2 separate regions of the Homo sapiens genome follow, and region 1 is linked to region 2. Evidence: chromatin loops called from intact Hi-C (ENCODE). Cell type or tissue: endothelial cell of umbilical vein. All regions are shown on one strand. Links, peaks and the distances in the headings refer to the core of each region. The heading gives the core; the rest is flanking DNA. Region 1 has its middle 91 kb from the start of RNF180. Region 2 overlaps CWC27 (CWC27 spliceosome associated cyclophilin).

Evidence for each region. Peaks named below come from ENCODE experiments on the same cell type or tissue, not always from the same donor. Only the 100,000 strongest peaks of a DNase experiment are listed, where the experiment ranks them.
Region 1: a loop joins it to region 2, with 10 times the contacts of the local background. A loop is called at or near these places in 7 of 110 quality-filtered maps.

What each region holds. Positions count from the first base shown.
Region 1 is chr5:64,069,794-64,079,800 of GRCh38, reverse strand. No RefSeq gene overlaps it. Among named protein-coding and RNA genes, the nearest start is that of RNF180, 91 kb to the left of the region's middle. In endothelial cell of umbilical vein, for the core only: a CTCF peak has its summit at 5,076 (motif pointing left); a DNase peak (open chromatin) is centred at 5,060.
Region 2 is chr5:64,780,766-64,790,772 of GRCh38, reverse strand. It overlaps CWC27 (CWC27 spliceosome associated cyclophilin), which reads right to left. Exons shown (of 14, transcript NM_005869.4): 3 at 8,740-8,852; 4 at 6,794-6,937; 5 at 5,194-5,292; 6 at 4,146-4,249; 7 at 1,753-1,822. Among named protein-coding and RNA genes, the nearest start is that of CWC27, 17 kb to the right of the region's middle. In endothelial cell of umbilical vein, for the core only: a CTCF peak has its summit at 6,154 (motif pointing right); a DNase peak (open chromatin) is centred at 6,182.

The DNA of each region.
Region 1 (10,007 bases), core at 608-8,607, 710 kb after region 2:
TCTCAAACATACTGGATGAAAATGTTAAATGATACAACTGTTTGGGGAAAATGTCTCACAATTTGATATGATACCAGATAAACACCTAAACTATGGCATAATAATTCTAATCCTAGTTCAAAAGAAATGAAATCATATGTCCAAAAAAGGATTTGTATCAGAGTATTGGCAGCAGTTTTATTCATAATAGCTAAAAACTGGAAATAACACAAATGTTCAATTGGAAAATGGGAAAATAAATTGTGGTGTATTCATAAAACAGTTTACTATTGATATATGCTCTAACATGGGTGAATCTTAAAAATATCAATTCATCTCTACTAAAAAATACAAAAATTAGCCGGGCATGGTGGTGTGCGCCTGTAGTCCCAGCTACTCGGGAGGCTGAGGCAGAGGAATCACTTGAACCCGGGAGGCGGAGGTTGCAGTGAGCCGAGATTGCGCCACTGCACTCCAGTCTGGGCAACAGAGTGAGACTCTTATCTCAAAAAAAAAAAAAAAAAAAAAAAAAAAATTCAGGCAAAAGAAGGCAGACAAAAAACAGTTCAAACTGTATCATTTCATTTACATGTACTTCTCTAACAGTAAACTAAAGTCCAGTGATAGAAATTAGAAAGATGGTTATCACTGGAGATGGTGATTCAGGGACGAGGCACGAAGTGATTTTTGGGATGATGAATTGTTTTATTCTATATCTTGTATTTGTCCAAACTCATTTTTCTGTGTGTACATCATATGTCAAATTTTAAAAAATGAAAGAAATTGAAGTAACAATAGAAATTGTTATTGTTATTATTTTTGAGACAGGGTCTCACTGTTGCCTAGGCTGGAGCGCACTGGTGCTATCATGGCTCATGGCAGACTCAACTTCCTGGGCTCCAGTGATCTTCCCACCTCAGGCTCCTTGGTAGCTGGGACTACAAGGTCATACTACCATGCCTGGCTAGTTTTTGTTTTTTTGGTAGAGATGGGGTTTTGCCATGTTGCCCAGGTTGGTTTCAAACTCTTGAGCTCAAGCGATCTGCCCACCTCAGCCTCGCAAAGTTCTGAGATTACAGGTGTGAGCCACTGCATCTGAGCATAAAATTATTTTGTAAGAGTAATGTGGGGCCGGGCACGGTGGCTCACGCCTGTAATCCCAGCACTTTGGGAGGCCAAGGCGGGCGGATCACAAGGTCAGAAATTCGAAACCAGCCTGGCCAATATGATGAAACCTGGTCTCTATTAAAAATACAAAAATTAGCTGGGAGTGGTGGCGCTCGAGCCTATAGTCCCAGCTACTCCGGAGGCTTGAGGTAGAAGAATCCCTTGAAGCCGGGAGGCGGAGGTTGCAGTGAGCCGAGGTCACGTCACTGCACTCCAGCCTGGGCGACAGAGCAAGACTACATCTCAAAAAAAAAAAAAAAAAAAAAAAAAGAAGAAAAAAACAACCAAACAAAAACAAAAAAAAAAAGAGTGTTTGTGGGAATTAAATGAACTAAAACATGTATATGTAAAACGCTCACAATAGTCCCTGACAAATAACATGTAACATGTAAGCTTTAGAAATTTCTTTTTTTTTTTTTTTTTTAGACGGAGTTTTGCTCTGTCGCCCAGGCTGGGGTGCAGTGGCGCGGTCTAGGCTCACTGCAAGCTCCGCCTCCCGGGTTCACGCCATTCTTCGGCCTTAGCCTCCCAAGTAGCTGGAACTGCAGGCGCCCGCCACTGCGCCCGGCTAATTTTTTTTTGTATTTTTAGTAGAGACGGGGGTTTCACCTTGTTAGCCAGGATGGTCTCTATCTCCTGACCTCGTGATCCGCCCGCCTCGGCCTCCCAAAGTGCTGGGATTACAGGCGTGAGCCAACTCGCCCGGCCAGAAATTACTATTATAATTTATGTTTTCCTTTCTAATGCTCCATTCATTTACTGTACTACTATGTGGTCCTGCACAAATATTCAAACCACAAGATCTATTTCAGAATGTTAGAAATAATGCCTCACATTGCATAACATGAAACTTTTCCGGGCATTATTCAGTTCTGATGTTAAAAAGGCACTGCAGCTGTTTCTACTCATGGAAACCTCTCCACACTCTGTAATTTCTCCATCGGTGGTTTCCCGACCAGCTGACTTCTAAATGGTTGCAAGTTTTCCTTTCCGTTCAATTATCTAGTATTTAAGATACAAGTAGTTAATCCCTCGATCAAATGATGTAGAATTAGACTACTCTGATTGTTACCTCCCCTCAAGGGATTATAAACTTCCACGGAATATAACATTTAAAGCACATTTAAACAGAACATAAGGTGGTTTAGAAAATGATTTTGTGGTAATATCCTCAAAATCCATAGTCCAAAGCACTCATCTGATGAAATTGAGGCAAAGAAATAATCTTTTGCCTGAATTCTGTAGGAACTTGCTTTATCTATACGGTGCGTAAGTGCGAATGCTTCAGCTAAATCGTAGGGTGAAAATACCAGGGAACTGCCTTCTTCAGGTGACAAATAGAAGCCAAACATTGTAGTTTTGGTGAGATTGAATATAAGGGGTAATTTATCTTTTAAAAGGAATTTCGTTTTTTACCCTTCTGGTTTGGAAAGAAAACATTCATTGACAGATGCCAAAGAGTGAAATGTAAATGGTAAAATCACAGGCTTTAAGATAACTTGTTTTAAACCTGTCTTTGACACTGAGAGTCAGCATGAACTTAACATCATTACTCAGGTCTTAACGGTTTTCATAGAGGCTTCAAAGTAGGAAACAGTATCTCCTGTACAAAGTGTGGGTACAATTTCTGAGACAGGGCTTACAATGTAGACAGTAGCTCAGAATAAAGATCACAGGAGACTAAAAGACCAAAATAACTTCTTAGATAAGAAAAAAAATAAAGCCATATTCAAACACTGATTTGCTTTGATATATTAATTCTACCTTCTTTGAAAACTAGATGTAATAAAATATGCCCCGGTTGGCTGGCAGCAGCCTCATTACCCCAATTTCACGTAATTGCTATGTTTGATCAAGCAAGGCTGAACAACGGCTGGCCCAGATATTAGTCTGTGCTCCCATTTCAGATAGAGAAGTTTGCAGGGTGCACAAGCAATGTTTTTCTCCACTGCCTGTAATATGGACATTCCATACTCTGTGTATGGTCAAAGAACTTTTAATGTTAGACACCATATCAGATAAGCCATGCTATGAAAGGCTGTCAAGAGACAAAGTTAGCAAGGTTTTCAACTGCTGTACCTTTTAGCGCTTGGCATTGCTCTTCTTATAAAAACAGTATTTAGTTTAAAAACTTATTTTTATTTTATTTTATTTTTTAAAATTTGAGACAGAGTTTTACACTGTCAGCCAGGCTGGAGCGCAGTAGCACGATCTCCACTCACTGCAACCTCCGCCTCCTGGTTCAAGCAATTCTCCTGCCTCAGCCTCCTGAGTAGCTGGGATTACAGGCACCTGCCACCATGCCCGGCTAATTTTTTTTGTATTTTCAGTAGAGACAGGGTTTTACTATGTTGGCCAGGCTGGCCTTGAACTCCTGACCTCAAGATCCGCCTGCCTCGGCCTCCCAAAAAAAAACTTATTTCTTAATAGACCCCAATGGTTGAATGAAATCCTCTGTCTTTTTACTTTTCCTAGGATTACATTTTCTGTGCAATCTCCTAATGAGAAGGCCTGAGGTCTATAAGATGAGAAAGAGCCAATTCTTAAGAAAATCAGGTTTAGAAGTATTAAACAGGAGATGATTATTGTGCCCTTAAAATAAAGGGGGACAGTAGAAAGTTAATCCATAAAATAAATTTGATTTTACAAAATGTATGTGTACATGTTTATATTCACTAAAAAGTCTTAGTTTTTTTTTTTTGTCTTTAGAATGCTTTTGCTGGTAGTTGCCTTTTCATACACAAAATAATTTCAGGCAATAATTTACTAGGCCTATTTATCATTAAATTAGGGTAGTTCCAGAAATCCTTCCCTCAAAATGTTACACAAAATTGGCACATTCAAAATATTACTTGTAAACCCAGAAACTGATTTCAGAAAAATATCAATCTATAAGCCCCTAAACACCCACCCATCCAACCAATCAACAAACCAATGAAATTATGTTTATAAATCAGCCCGTCAAACTCTTAGACAGCCAAGTGCAATTATATTTAACATGAAATTATATAGGAACTATTAGGCAAGGCAACAAACAACTAACAAAACAAAATTAAACAAAAAATCCCTCCTAAACATCCCTGTAGAAGTTTGTTGTTATAGATGCCATACATCTATGAACAATTCTAATCCCACAGATTGGAAACACCAGAATTTACCTTAAAAAATATATATATGTGTGTGTGTGTATATATATATATATTTGATAAGATATATATATTTGATAAGATATATATTTAATAAAATATTTATATTGATATATATATATTTGAGACAGGGTCTTGCTCTGTCGCCCAGGCTGGAGTGCAGTGGCATGATCTTGGCTCACTGCAACATCCACCTCCTGGGTTCAAGCAATTATCCTGCCTCAGCCTCCTGAATAGCTGGGATTTCAGGCATGCATCACCATGCTCAGCTAATTTTTTGTATTTTTAGTAGAGACAGGGTCTCACTATGTTGGCCAGGCTGGTCTCGAACTCCTGGCCTCAAGTGATCTGCCCGCCTCAGCTTCCCAAAGTGCTGGGATTACAGGCGTGAGCCACCAAGCCCAGCCAATACATATTTTATTTTAAAACTAATCTCTGGAAGTACAGTGTGTTTGGGGGTAACTGATTGCATTTGTATCCTCTTAATTTATACATATATTATTAATTATAAAAATGATGTAACCACATTTCCAAAATTTGAGATGAGGGAAACCAAAACACACTAATAATTGTTTCACTCAACTCAATCACTGTATCACATATTTCAAAGAAAAGGAAACCTCTTTTCTTAGGGATAGTGAGGAAGGTCATATTTCCTGGAGCGTACTTGGAGGTATGCTTAGGAGGTACCACCATTGCTGATCTGTTAACATCTCATTCCTGTATGTTGGTGATGACAACAAGTCACTGTTGTGATTGCCGTCCTCTTTTGTAATATCCCCACCTGCTGGTACTTTAGGAGATTGCCCCCAAAAGCCTTTGAAAGCAGGAAACACCATATCAGGTTTATTATTGTTGTTGTTATTGTTATTATTATTATTTTGAGACAGGGTCTTACTCTGTCACCCAGGGTCACTGCAGCCTTGACCTCCTGGGCTCAAGCAGTCCTCCCATCTCAGCCTCCTAAGTATGTGGGACCATAGGCACACACCACCAAGCTCAGCTATATATATATATATATATATATATATATATATATATATATATATATATATATTTTTTTTTTTTTTTTTGTAGAGATGAGATCTATGTTGCCAAGGCAGTTCTCACACTCCTGGGCTCAAGAGATCCTCCTACTTAGGCCTCTCAAACAGCTGGGATTATAGGCGTGAGCCACTGCACCTGGCATGTGTTTTTATTATTAGTTTGAATTGTAGACTATTCCTACTTGATTTCGGATAACACACACCAGACATTTATAGAACCTGATAGCCTTCATTTCATTTTAGGCACTGTTTAGTATCTTATAACCTTCCCTGTACAATTTGGAGACCTGCTTCTGTCACTTTTGGGTGTGGAACATTTTGTCTTTTTTCCTTCCTTGGAATTCAAATTCTTTGAAAGGAAAGTATATACTTCAAAAAATATACTTAATACATAACCTTGACTGACTCATTGGTCCATACAATAATATTTTTACAACATAAAGGAAGCACATATTTAAAAGACAAAAAATTAACAGATGTTGGCAAGGATGCAGAGAAAAGGGAATGCTTACACACTGTTGGTGGGAATGTCAACTAGTACAACCTCTATGGAAAACAGTAGGGGGGTTTCTCAAAGAACTAAAAATAGAACTAGCATTCTATCTAGCAATCCCACTACTGGGTATCTACCTAAAGGAAAAGAAACCATTATATCAAAAAGATACCTGTACTTGTATGTTTATTGCAGCACTATTCATAATAGCAAAGATATGCAATCAACTTGAGTGTCCATCAATGGATGATTGAATTTAAAATGTGGCAGATATCAACAATGGAATACTATTCAGTCATAAAAAAAGAATAAAATCATATCTTTTGCAGCAACGTACATGGAACTGGAGGCCATTATATTAAGTGAAACAACTCAGACACCGAAAGTTAAATACCACGTGTTCTCACTTATAAGTGGGAGCTAAATAATGTGTATACATGGACATAGACTGTGGAATAATACACATTGGACATGAAGGGAGGAAGGGTGGGAGGGGCCTGAGAGATGAGAAATTACTTAATGGCTACAATATGAATTATTCAGGTGATGGTTACACTAAAAGCCCAGACTTTACCCCATGTAATATATCCACGTAACAAAATGGCACCTGTACTCCTTAAATTTATAAAAATACAATAACATGAAATGCAAAAAAGTATAAAGGAAGTACTAAAATTTCAATGCAACATGATAACTGATATACCTCTTTAGAGATAAACATTTGCTATCATTTCTCTGTAACTTGGTTTCCCCCCATGTAAAGGGAGCCACCAAACTTGATCTACCAGCAATCTACAAACTTACTTAGCCTCTTGCAATCAGAACCTAGCTGCTTTTCCTCTTTGCTAAAACTGAAGCTTCTGTTTCTTGGTTTCCCCTCCTTTTCACTATTCAGCCCACAACAATCTGATTTCTATTCCTACTACTCCATTAAAACTGCTCTTGCTAGGGTGACTAGCCAACATTTTCTTGCTAAATCCAATAAACATGCTCAATTCTTATTTAATGGACCTTTTGAAAACAATCTATACTGTGGACCATTCACTTTTTCCTGGAACATTGTGTCTCCAGTTTTCAAGTGCAATATCTTTCTGGGTTTCCTCTTTTCTCTCCGGCACTCTCTTCTTCATGTCTTTTAAGTCTCCTTCTCTGCCAGATGTTCGATTGTTTTTCAGGGATGTCTGACCTCATCCTCCAGCCCTCATACTTTATACATCTTTCCTGGAAATGGCTTCAGTATTCATCCTGATGCCCTAGCCAAAAAGCTGACCTTCATCCTTCCCTTTTCCACACTCTCCCATTCAATTATCAAACCAATTCTATTTTCCAACCCTATTTTCATCTACTCAGTATTTTCTGTCCTTGCTGTTACTTCCTAGTTCCAGCACCAACCTTTTTTGCCTGGATTACTTTTCTCAGGTTTGTTCCCTCTGCCACCCTCAGGATAAAGTCTAAAATCTTTAACACAGTTTACAAAGTTGCAATTAATTTTCAGCCTTAACTCACTATGTCTTCCAGCACACTCTGTGTTCTCACCACTGTGAAATGACATTCCTGTAGTGGGCTATGCACTGTAACCTCTAGTAGCTAAACTATCATTTAGTAGTTGCACATGTTGACCCCTGCACTTAGAATACACTTCCCTTCAATGCGTCCCCATTCACTTGCTTGTCTCTATTTTTTTTTTTTTTTTTTGAGTTTCAGCCTAGATGTTACTTTCTTTAGAGGAAATCTTCCCTAAAAATTTTCACTTCAACCCTCTGCTGTGGCCATTCTCCCATCTCCTACTATTCTTATCCCTGCCATAGCACTGTGTTCTCCACTAGGTTGTAAGCATCCTAAATCAATGAATCTATCTTGTTTATTCTTATATCCTAAGCCTCAATCACAGTGCCTAGCAGTAGAGGGAGGGTACACATTAAATAGTTCTATCCAGTTAAGCTAAACTAGAATACAGTCTTTAAGATAATTTTAAATAGTAACATTATATGATGCTGAACTTATAGAATCATTGTTTTGGGAATATGTTTCTTGAAGATCTTTTCTTTTTCTTATATGAGCTGAAAATGAAGTTAGAACTGTCTTATATAGAGTTTCTAATAAGAATTTTCAAAGCAAGCCACTGAGAATCTTTGTTTCTAGAAACAACTTATATTCCTTGAATGTAAAGAAAATCCATTGATTATGCTTCTCATATGCATTGAAATATGCTGGTAGTTAAGAAACAGATTTACCCATTGTATTCATTTCTTAGGGCTACCATAACAATACCACAAACCAGGTGGCTTAAAATAACAGAAATTTATTCTTTCACAATTCTGGATGCTGGACATTCAAAATCAAGGTGTCAGCAGGGTTAATTTTTCCTGAGGGTTCTAAGAGGGAGAATCTATGTTCCATGGCTTCTGGTGATGGCTAGCAATCCTTGGTGTTGCTTGACTCATAGGAACACCAGTTGACATCATTCCAGTCTCTGCCTCCATCTCCACATGCCATTCTTTCAGTTTTCCTTTCTTTCTTTACACGGCTATCTTCCAATAAAGGCACTAGTGATATTGGATTAGGGGCCCACCCTTCTCCAATATGACCTCATCTTAATTATGCTTGCAATGACCCAATTTCTAAATAAAGACACATGCTGAGGTACTGCGGGTTAGGACTTCAACATATATTTTTGGAGGGACATAATTCAACCTGTAAAACCAATTTTAGGGTACAAATGTTGGGTGAAAAAAATCTGTTTAGCTCTTTCTGTAGGAAAAACTAAAATTATTATTTGACAAAACTTCATTACTTTGGTGACATGGGCAGTCAAACCACAATTAATTTTTAAATCCCAAAAGTAATACATGTCCATTGAAGAAAGTAAGGGGCCAAAGATGAATACACAAAATAACTTTTCTGCCTTGTATCCTATCTCTAGCTCCACTCCTTTGAAATCTTTGCTGTAAACAATATGATTTGTGTCCTTCCCCATCATTCATCATGTCTGGACAAATACACCAAACACATATACAATTGTGGGATGAGTTTCCTTCCTTTTTTTAAACCATAATGGGAATAGTTTATATATCTTACTCTGAAACCTGACTTTTTTTTCAATCTCATGCACTTTTTAGCTGTTGCATGATAATTTATAATATGGAGGTAATGACATTTATTTTACAATGTGCCTGTTAACATTCACATTGTTTTCAGTTTTTGCCACTATGAGCAACCTTGGAATTTCTATGTGTTATCTTCTAACATATTCTTCTATACTGATGTTTTAACTGTTAGAGGTTTTCAAAAGTGAGCATGCTTGCTCAAAGAGTATATATATATATATATGTATAGTTTTAATAGGTTTTTCTATATTGCTTCCCAAAAAGAAAATACATGGCTCTTTAGCCCCATGAGCTATATTGAGAATGTCTGCTGCCTCACCAACATGAAATGATTTTGCATACTTTAATCAAGACTAATCTGCAGGGTAGAAAATACATCTCATTTATTTACCTTTCATCTCCCTGACATCTAGTTTTCAGCTGATGTTTCCTTCTACATGTATTTATTGGCCATTTGAATTTCTTCTTACATGAGTTGTCTGTTTTTAATTCCTTGCTTATTTTTATATGTTGTTGTTTGTGATTTTCTTAAAATTTTGCAGGAGCTTTGGATACTTTAGAAATACTAACCCTGTGTTTCTCACATGTGTTATTTTTTTCAAATCTATTGATCATCTTTAGAGTTTGTCTATGGCCTCTTTTTCCATATAGATTTTCCATTTTCATGGATTCAAATTGTGTAATGCTTACATATCCTTTTCTGCTTAGGAAGCATTTCCCACTCTAAAATTATTTATTTTCTAAATTTTCTTCATGTTTATTTTTTGCATTTAAATTTCAAATCTATTAGTAATTTATTTTTATATGTTATGTAAAATGGGTGTTTAACTTTGTTTTCCTCCAGAGCGGCCAATTATGCCAGCACCATTTATGTATTAAACAAAACATCTTTCCCCTCTAAGCTGACATATAATATCTAATTTGATTCCCATATATACTTGTATCTATTTCAAGACTGCTACTCTGTTCTACCCAGCTATTTCTCTGTTGCTATGCTAATACTGTGCTATATTTATTACAGTAGAATGGCAGACTTCAAGTTGCCTAGCCAATGTCTTGTATTCCTTTC
Region 2 (10,007 bases), core at 1,246-9,245:
ATAAATTATTGTAATGCAGTAGGATAAATGTTTTGATGGGCATAGACAGATTATCATGGAAAGAAGTACCTAGCTTAGCCTGGATGGGAGTTCAGTGGCAGGGGGAGGTAGAAGTAGTAGAAGGTGATAGTAGACCTAAATCTTAAAGGAAAAACACTTTAAGGAGAGAGCATACTCCTGGCAAAAGGAAAAACAGGGGTGGGGGAACTGTGAGGAAAGTATGGGTATGCAAGGAAACTTGACATCTTTAGAAAACATCAATGAAAAGGAACCCTGGCAATTTCTAGATCTAACATTCATGGTTTTGTCCATTCACAAACATAACCACAGAATCATGACACATAGTAAATCATTTTGATGAGGCATAAATTTGAATCATAAACAATGCAAGACTAGTGCACTGACATCTAAAGAAGATGACTCTTCAGATATTGAGGTGACAGAGTGATTGGTGACGTTAAGGAATTGGGAAATGAAGTTTTTGTAAAAAAATGAATTTAGTTTTGACATCTAGAGACCTTTCCTAAAGCAACTCTGAACAAGGGATAAGAGCCCAGGAGAAATATTTGGCCTTATCTCCTAGAGTTTAGAATGTTGGTGTACAGGTAAATGGAAATTGAATCCATGGCATCAAATACATCACTCAAGGATACAATAAAAAGCAACAAAAAGTTATGACCAAAATATTTCATATACACACCATTTTAATTACATTTTAATGCAAGGGGTATTAAGTAGAGTGCTTACTAGGCGTCCAACATTAGCCTGCAAAACCGTGCTCACTAATAAGGGAACATATGGCTAAAGAAGTAAAAACAAGAATAATAATAATATGCTTTTAATTCAATGTTATTGTTAGAGTTGGTAAGAAATAGATAATTATGTTAAGCAAGTAAGGCTTATAGGTTATAAAGTTTTAATTACAACAATAAAGACTATAAACCTAATCCTTTAGTTCTCAGTATTCACTAATTTTCAAAAAAGAAAGGCATATCAGAACCTTTAGGAGTAGAAACCCTTGAAGACAGTTTTCTTGTAGTATACACACCAGAATTACTGCTCTAAACAATGGCATGACACCGTGTTTCAGTAATGCGTATTATGATGCAAGCAATATTGAAGAAAACCACATGTAAAGGCCTACAGGAAGGACTAGCAGAATAAAAAGGCCAGGAGGCACTGCATAATTCAAGGACATGGATTTAATAGTTACAAAGACCTGCGTTCAGTTCCCATCTGTAGCTACTTATTGGTTATGTTACTTTGAGCAAATTATAAACTATAGCTGAATGTATTCATGAGTAAAATGAGGATGATAATAATATCACCCATCTCAAAGGGCTGTAATGAGAATTAATGAAATAAACAAAATATATATAAATAACATTAAAATGAATATAAGAGTTTTGGTCTGTGACTGTTTATATCAGTAATGATAATAATCATTATCATCTAACATACTACCTGAAAAAATAGCAGTTAGGATCTGAATCATAAAGTCCAACCATTCAAAAAACTGCAAGTCTAGTTCAAACTGATTTTTTTAAAATGCCAACATTAAAAATAAATAGGATAATCTCAAAAGTTGCAAATATTACTGACCACAAATCAATTTACAAATTCAATGAACACTTACTGAGCCTGCCCCATGTAAAACATGCTGTGCCAGATATAGCAGGAGATACAATAGTGAGTAAGATATAGACCCCAATCTCTTTTGTAAGTTAGAACAAAGGGCAAATTAGAGATTACCTGACTAACTCGATTTACTTCCTCCTCTTCTTCCTCAGCTTCCTCTCCAAATGAAAGTAAACTAAAATTTCTAGTCCAAAAAAAAGAAAGAAAAAAAAAAAGAAAGAGAAAGTCAAATCAAACTTATAAATACCTTATTTTCAGAGCAAGAGAACAGAATTTACAAGAAGAAATACATTCTGACTGTTCTAAAAAAGACCATATTACTCAGTATTCAGCAGAAGTATTCTAACGATCTGTATTTTCAGTATGATGTTAAAGCTTTTGCCTCACAGCACCAATGTTTCCTATATTATACTAACTTTTAATGACCAAAAATCCCTTCTGAGCATTACCATTAAATTTACTGAGTAAAGCATGACAGAAATAATTAAGCTTTTTTATATTTATCAAAACTGGTAGCAAAATGGGGGTTTCTGAAAAATAATAAGTATATATCCCTGAGTGCTACAAATGGGAAGCAATTAATCTAGTATTTGGCAAAATATTTTTTAATATTTTAAAATTAATATGTATACAAAATTGTCAGACAAAAAAATATGAGCAATGAACAACTAAAATAGCCCACAAGGAGAAAAAACTAGGTTTGTCTCCTCTGATTCATCAAACAAAAGTAATCTCAAGTAAGATAAACAAGTTACTAAAACTGTCTCTCAAATAGAAAAATTAAAGATGTGGCAGTGAAACAGATTTTTTTTTTTCCCAAAGCCTAGAAGCAAGCAACGACCAACATATCATCCCCAATATATTTGCTGGAAACAAAAACAAAGCAAAACACACCAAAAAAAGACTTTAGAGTTTATTGTTAAGATAAATCATAGTGATGACGCACTGCATATGAATACAGTGACAGTGACCTTTCATCCAGAGATAGATTAATCAAAATAAGCTGATCAAAGAATTTTTAAAAATCAAATAAATAATTCCAATAAGCAGTTATTTTGCCACAAGGAATTAACTGCTTATTAAAGTGTCTGGCTCATATCTGACACTTTATAAAACAATTTAACTTTGTATTTGTAGGATATCAAGGAAAAAGACTAATAGGTATTGAATGCCTATACTACTGGGTGTTTTAACATACCTCTTCTCATTTAATCCTCATAACAACCAGGAGTTGAACTTATTCTAATCTCCATTTTATAGGAAGAGGTAACTGAAGCTTAGAAAGTTTAATCAACTTTGCCTTTTATTAACTAGGTTTGGCAGGATTATATCTAGAATTGATCAAATCTAACAATTATACTTACAATAAAATCTCTAATAAGGATCCTACGATTCAGTAAAAGAGTACGTTGAAATCTAACTCTGCAGTATATACAGACAGTATTAATAATGTAGAATATTGTCCAAAATACTGAAATTTATTTTTTCATTCCTATTTTTTGGAAAATTATCTTCTGGAAATAAACCAGAATACTGAATGAAACAGCTTTATATTTTAAAATATTTATAATAATATTATTTTTAATAGCAACATAAAAGGAGTAAAAAGTTAAATACAAGTTAAATTGCATAATGCAATCATGCAGTCATTAAAAATATTCTTTATACTTTACTTTCTATTTATACTGAGTGAGCACATATTAATTTTAAAATAAGCAACAAACAAGTTTCTCAACAACTCATTTATATAAATAATTGTTACAGGGATCATAAAATATGTATCTATTTATTAACACAGATTTCATGTGAACAACTGAGATGACATGTTTGTAGCTTAAGTTTAAGATATACTGCACCTGAATACAAGAGTTGCTCATTTAGGAAAACAAACAAACAAACAAACAAACAAAACCACTAATATGGTTTGGCTCTGTGTCCCCACCCAAATCTCATCTCGAGTAATTCCCACAATCCCCATGTGTTTTATGGGAGGGACCCTAGTGGGAGGTGACTGGATTATAGGGTGGTGTCCCCAAAGCTGTTCTCATGATACTGAGTGAGTTCTCATAAGATCTGATGGTTTTATAAGTGTTTGACAGTTCCTCCTTCCCACTCGCTCTCTCCCCTGCTGCCTTGTGAAGAAGGTGACTGCTTCGCCTTCCTCCACGATTGAAGCTTCCTGAGGCCTCCCTAGCCATGTGAAATTGTGAGTCAATTAAACCTGTTTCCTTTATGAATTACCCTGTCTCAGGTATATCTTTATAGCAGTGTGAAAACGGACTAATACAACCACACACTCATAATTCCAATATCTCTCAGTCTCAGGCATGTCTTTATAGCAGTGTAAAAATGAACTAATACAACCACACACTCATAATTCCAATATCTCTCTGGTTCAAACTGGCCTCTCCTTTGCTAGTAAACAATTACTATAAAAGGAAATATAGTAAACTAAATGAATGAGTGTCATTTTTCAAGCTGAAGAAAAATCTCTCCACTATGATTACTTTGTGCCTTTGGGTTTCAATTTCTTTACTTCCTCCTCTGGTTTCTCTTTTTTCAGCCTTTTAATTTCCCTTGGAATGATGTCATCAAAAGGATTAAACAAAACCTATGAAAAAAAATATTTCGAAAACATTATTCCATTTTTAACATTTCACAAAAAATCAAACCCCGTATGTAATTCCAGTGGTATAGTGTCTATATTTTTCCCCACATAAACATTATTAGTATAGTGATATATATTTACTACACAACATGCTTCCACTTACACGGCCTCACTGGATTCTCTCAATAATCCTATGTGCTATTAAGTAAGGGATATTTTATCCCCATTTTACAAAAGGGAAAAATATTTAAGAAAATGTAAATGATACACAGTAAACAAGATCAACTCAGATGCTTTGATTCCAAATCAAGTATTCTTGCTTCCTCAATGAAGGGTCATTCTTTTTTTTTTTTTTTTTTTTTGAGATGGAGTCTTGCTCTGTCGCCCAGGCTGGAGTGCAGTGGCGTGATCTTGGCTCACTGCAACCTCTGCCTCCCAGGTTCAAGTGATTATCCTGCCTCAGCCTCCTGAGTAGCTGGGACTACAGGCGTATGCCACCATGCCCAGCTATTTTTTTTGTATTTTTAGTAGACACAGGGTTTCACTGTGTTAGTCAGGATGGTCTCCATCTCCTGACCTCATGATCCACCCACCTCAGCATCCCAAAGTGCTGAGATTACAGGTGTGAGCCACCGTGCCCAGCAGATTACTCTTAAATTACCTATGAAGTCACTACTTTGGGCTAAATAAACCTAATTCCTTTAACTTTCCATTATGAGGTAAGCTTTTCAGTCATTGGATTATCAGATAAAGTTTCATCTTTGAATTAAAATCTTTAATTAAAAAAATTCTTAACTAGAAACGGTGCCCAAATAAATTAGAGATAAAATTTGAGTTGTGATGTTAACATAGTATAAAGCCTTAATCCAATAGTTTAAAAATACTAAGAATCAATTCCTCTTAAACGACAATGTAAGTGCTGTATCTCGTAATAATCATGCTCCTACCTCACAGCTTTTTATTTTGTGTGGATTATGTGGTCTTTCGTCATCATCAATGTCTACTTCTGACAGTCGCAACATGTTATATACTGTATCCCCTGTAACCTATCAAATTAAAAATATAATGTAATTGAAAATTATTGCACTCATCCTTTGAATTAAGAGAAAACCTTTGAAAACATCTTTCAAATAATTAAAAGAAAATTTCATGTGATTACATAAAAATATATGCATTTAATAATGCAAATAAAGCAACTTTATCTTAAAGGAGAAAAGCATGGATGGAGTTCAATCCCCCAATAAGTTTTTTGGAAATTTCCAATATATATTTAATGTAAGTTTTTATTAATAATATAATGCCAAATAATCTCCTACTGAATGACAACTTTTCATTCAAACATCATAAACAAATTTAAACTTTGGAATAGGATAAAATAAGCAAATAACAATAACAATGTGGTAAATGCTTTAGAGACATTATCTCATTTAATCCTCACAAACAACCTAAAAGTAGGAACTAATATTATCCTTCTACAGATAAGAAAAATGAGGATCAAAGAAGGTATAAAACCAACAGTGATGGCCTTTCTAACTTCTAACTATGCTACACATTGTCTCTGATGTGTTAGTTATATAACCCAATTGTAAAAACTGATGCAGAATGGCAACTTAAATCTCATTTTATTACACACTCTTATTTTTAAGGAATAAATGGAGGGAATCTATAAACATCAGACAGGCTGTGCTGGAGTGGCTCAAAAGAATGTGCCAATGCATATTTCCTAACCCACTGTTATTAATAAGTATTAACCAACAACATTGCAACATATAGTTTTAGTGTGATTCCTTTCATTCAGTGTTTTTCAAGAGTTTTAAAACAACACCAGCTTTCCAATTGTACTGAATTTGTTTTTTTCCCTTTCATCACCACAAAAATCCAGTTTTGCCCAGTATATGGGGAAACCATTCTTACTGAACCAGCAGAGGGCGCTGATGCACTAGTGATGTCCGATATGCCTAAGACTTAAAACATATAGAAACATATTTATGAGAATGGAGAAGAGTGAGAGAAGAAAACCTTCAGAATCCCTTTTTAAAGGGAATTGTTAAAAATTCTATAGAAAGGACGTTCCCTAATATGACATTAAATGTGAGCAGGATTAAATAGGTACTATTCAAAGTAATATTTACAGTAAGAAGTTTCAATGTCAACACAAATTCCACTTTAAACTTAAGAAAATCCATCATTAAGAAAATAAACTGTAAACTACTAAATATTATTACCTAAATGTCCTTCCAAAAGTGTAAAATCAATATTGGCTAAGTGGCACATTTTAGCTCATACCATTACTATGATTTTAAAGAAGGAATACACTAAAGTCACAACTAATGACTGAATTGAAAGATCCAAAAAGAACTTAGATGCTCCCTCATAGTGCACTATATTAGGAATATATTCCATCATTTTTGAAAATAATAAACATATCCTATGGAATGTTTTTACAAAGGTAGCTCTTAGATAAGTTAATCATATGTATCTTAGAAGTCTAAGGAATAACATAAAACCAAAAACTGAACCACAGGTTTAAAATCACTGGACACTAACCTTTCCAAAGATGGTATGCTTATTGTTAAGTTCATCTGCTCGACCCAGTGTGAAGAAAAACTGGCTGCCATTATCATGAGAACCAGCATTTGCCATGGCAACCAGTCCTCTCCGATTAAAACGCAACCGTGAATGAAATTCATCCTGAAATGTAAAAAGATTTAGTGAATGTCCTCAGTTATAAGACCCTTCATATGCAGTTATTCAACTTGACCTGCAAGGTCCCATACAACTTCTAATAAAAAATGCAGACATTTTACTTAATTGATTTTCAAGTATTTACTATTCTTTCAATGTTATTAAACTTGAATTCACTAGACTGTATCTTCTAAATATACTCAGACAGAAATATACCCTATTTTGTAGAAAGCTGCTTAGTTACATCTAAAGGAAGAGTACCCAAGGGGGAATGGATTTCTAAGTCATTTCCCTATTCTCATCCCAAAGTCAGCTATGCTTTTGAAATCTTCTATTATTTCTCCCAGAAAACTACCTTTGAGCCATTGCAGAGTATTCAATTATTACTCCTTCCCATCTCATTCTAAATGTCATTAAACAATTGCTTTGTTCTTGTTTTTTAATTCAAATAATCTACTATGATTGTGTTATGTAATTTTACCATGTCTTTTTAAAGTCCTAAGTTGAATCTTCTCTGAAATGGCACTGATTCTATTTGCCAGTTTTCAAAAGAGCAGGAACAAGCCTTTCTAAGGTGGTTTTCTCACCATGACAGGGCTACTTAACAAATATATTAGTCTCTTAGTTAACAGAATTTCCATCCAGCCTGATACAGAACTCATTTATAAATGTAGTCATGTTATATCATAAATGCTTTTCACAAAGGAAGATATTTTTCCTTAATAAATAATTCTCAAGAGATCTGAACTCAATGGATCATAACTCTGTATACTGTATTCAAAATGACCTAATTGAAAAATGTAACAAGATAACTGTATTACCTGAAAATAATGAAGCAAAAATCTCAAATTAGGAAGGAATTGTCAAAAACAGCTATTCTGTCACACCAAATAAAAGAATAAAAGAATGCTTCCGACTAGACGGAGTATCTAAAATCATGAGAAGTCTTACCATGGTAAAATATAAAATAGTCTAAAAGTGACATCTGAGACTTTTAAAATAACTATTCCACATTTCTAAGGCCATTATCATCTGGAAATTAAAGCTAACAGTTCAAGTATTTTCTTCAAGAATCACACAATGACTCATTAAAAGATGAAAGGAAAATGCAATCTATTCCCTTAATATAAAAACGAATTTTTCAAAAACTCCCATATTTTAAGAGATACCAATATTTACTCATTCAAAGAACATGATATTGGTGCCATCAAATTAATAACAAACACAACTTTTAGCTTTTACTTGAACCTGCTGTTGTTATTATCTTCACTATGACATTAACTCCTTTTCTTCTTAGATCTATGTTGGCAGTTAAGAAATCACTGACCTGTTCTTGATTAATGCATCTTTTACAGACAATTTATTTATTTATTTATTTATTTATTTATTTATTTGAGACGGAGTCTCGCTCTGTCGCCCAGGCTGGAGTGCATTGGTGCGATCTCCGCTCACTGCAACCTCCACCTCCCAGGTTCAGGCAATTCTCCTGCCTCAGCCTCCTGAGTAGCTGGGAATACAGGCGTGTGCCACCATGCCTGGCTAATTTTTGTAATTTTAGTAGAGATGAGGTTTCACCATGTTGGCCAGGCTGGTCTCAAACTCCCGACCTCAAGTGATCCGCCCCCCTCGGCTTCCCAAAGTGCTGGAATTACAGGCATGAGCTACTGCACCCAGCCTGATGTTTATATACTAATGTGAAACGTTTTTTCCTCTTGTGGAACACAATCATTTTCGATTAAGCAATCCAAACTGACTTGGAAATAATAATAACAACAAAAATAATAATAAAAATAATAATTCAGTCTTACTTTGAATGGCGCTCCATAGATAGACTCTCCACCACTCCCTGTGCCAGTAGGATCTCCGCCTTGGACTATGAAACCAGGCACAACTCTATGAAAAATGGTATTGTCATAATAAGCTGAAAAAAAAATAAAAATAATTTATCAATGTCTAAAATTAATCATCTCTACAGTTACCAAAATTAATACAGCTAGAGTCAAAAGATTTATTTTCCAGAATGTTAAATACGCTCCCCAGCCAAAACCTTTTGTATCCTCCTTCTTATAAAATAGTTACTTCTCAGAACAGCACACATTTCTACAGAAACCATCACTGTTGACTTCTTGTTTTTATTTCTAGGATTCTCTCAAACTCTGGACTGGTCTTCAAAACAGAAATTAGAGAGTTCTGATAGGGAGGAGAAGCAATATTGTGCCCCAGGGGACATTTGTCAATTTCTGAAAATATTTTTGGTTATCACAAATGGGGGATACTACTGGCATCCAGTGAGTAGGGGGCAGGGATACTGCTAAACACCCTATACTGCAAAAGACAGTTCCCACAACAGAGAATTACCAGCCCAAAATGTCAACTGTATGGAGACTGAGAAACCCTGGCAAAGATAAATACCTTATTTCCCACTGCTTCCTCTTTTCCTCACAGGAAATTAATTTATTAACACACAAACTCATAATATATCAAAATTACTTATTAGTTATAGGTCTAGAACCATCAATACACCCTCCTCAAGAAACTTTGAATAAATAAAACAAATAACACAATACATACTTGAGTCCAATTAGCTCAGTTTGCTAAATGATTGAAATAAATTATTAATATTTATATGTAATTCAAAAATATACAATTGGAGTATATAATTTAGAACTCATAAATATACAGGAGAGACTGTATATGACCTCCTATACTATATATTATCTGGAACCTAAAATCATTAGGATACTTCATAGAAGAAAAGGAAGTTAACTTGGGAATGGCAGAAGCATGGCATCTCAGTGAGGCAAAGTATAAGCGACAAATTGAGTGGGAAGCAGGAATTAGAATTTGCCTGAATAAGAGAATTTACATTAAGAAGTAGCAATAATGACCAACATGCATAACAAAAGATGCTCAATATTATTAGTCATTAGAGAAATGCAAATCAAAACCACAATCAGATACTACTTCACACCCACTAGAATGGCTAACATCAAAAACCTTAAAAGAATAAGTGTTGGTAAGGATGTGATGAAACTGGAACCCTTTTACATTGCTGGTGGGAATATAAAATAGTGTA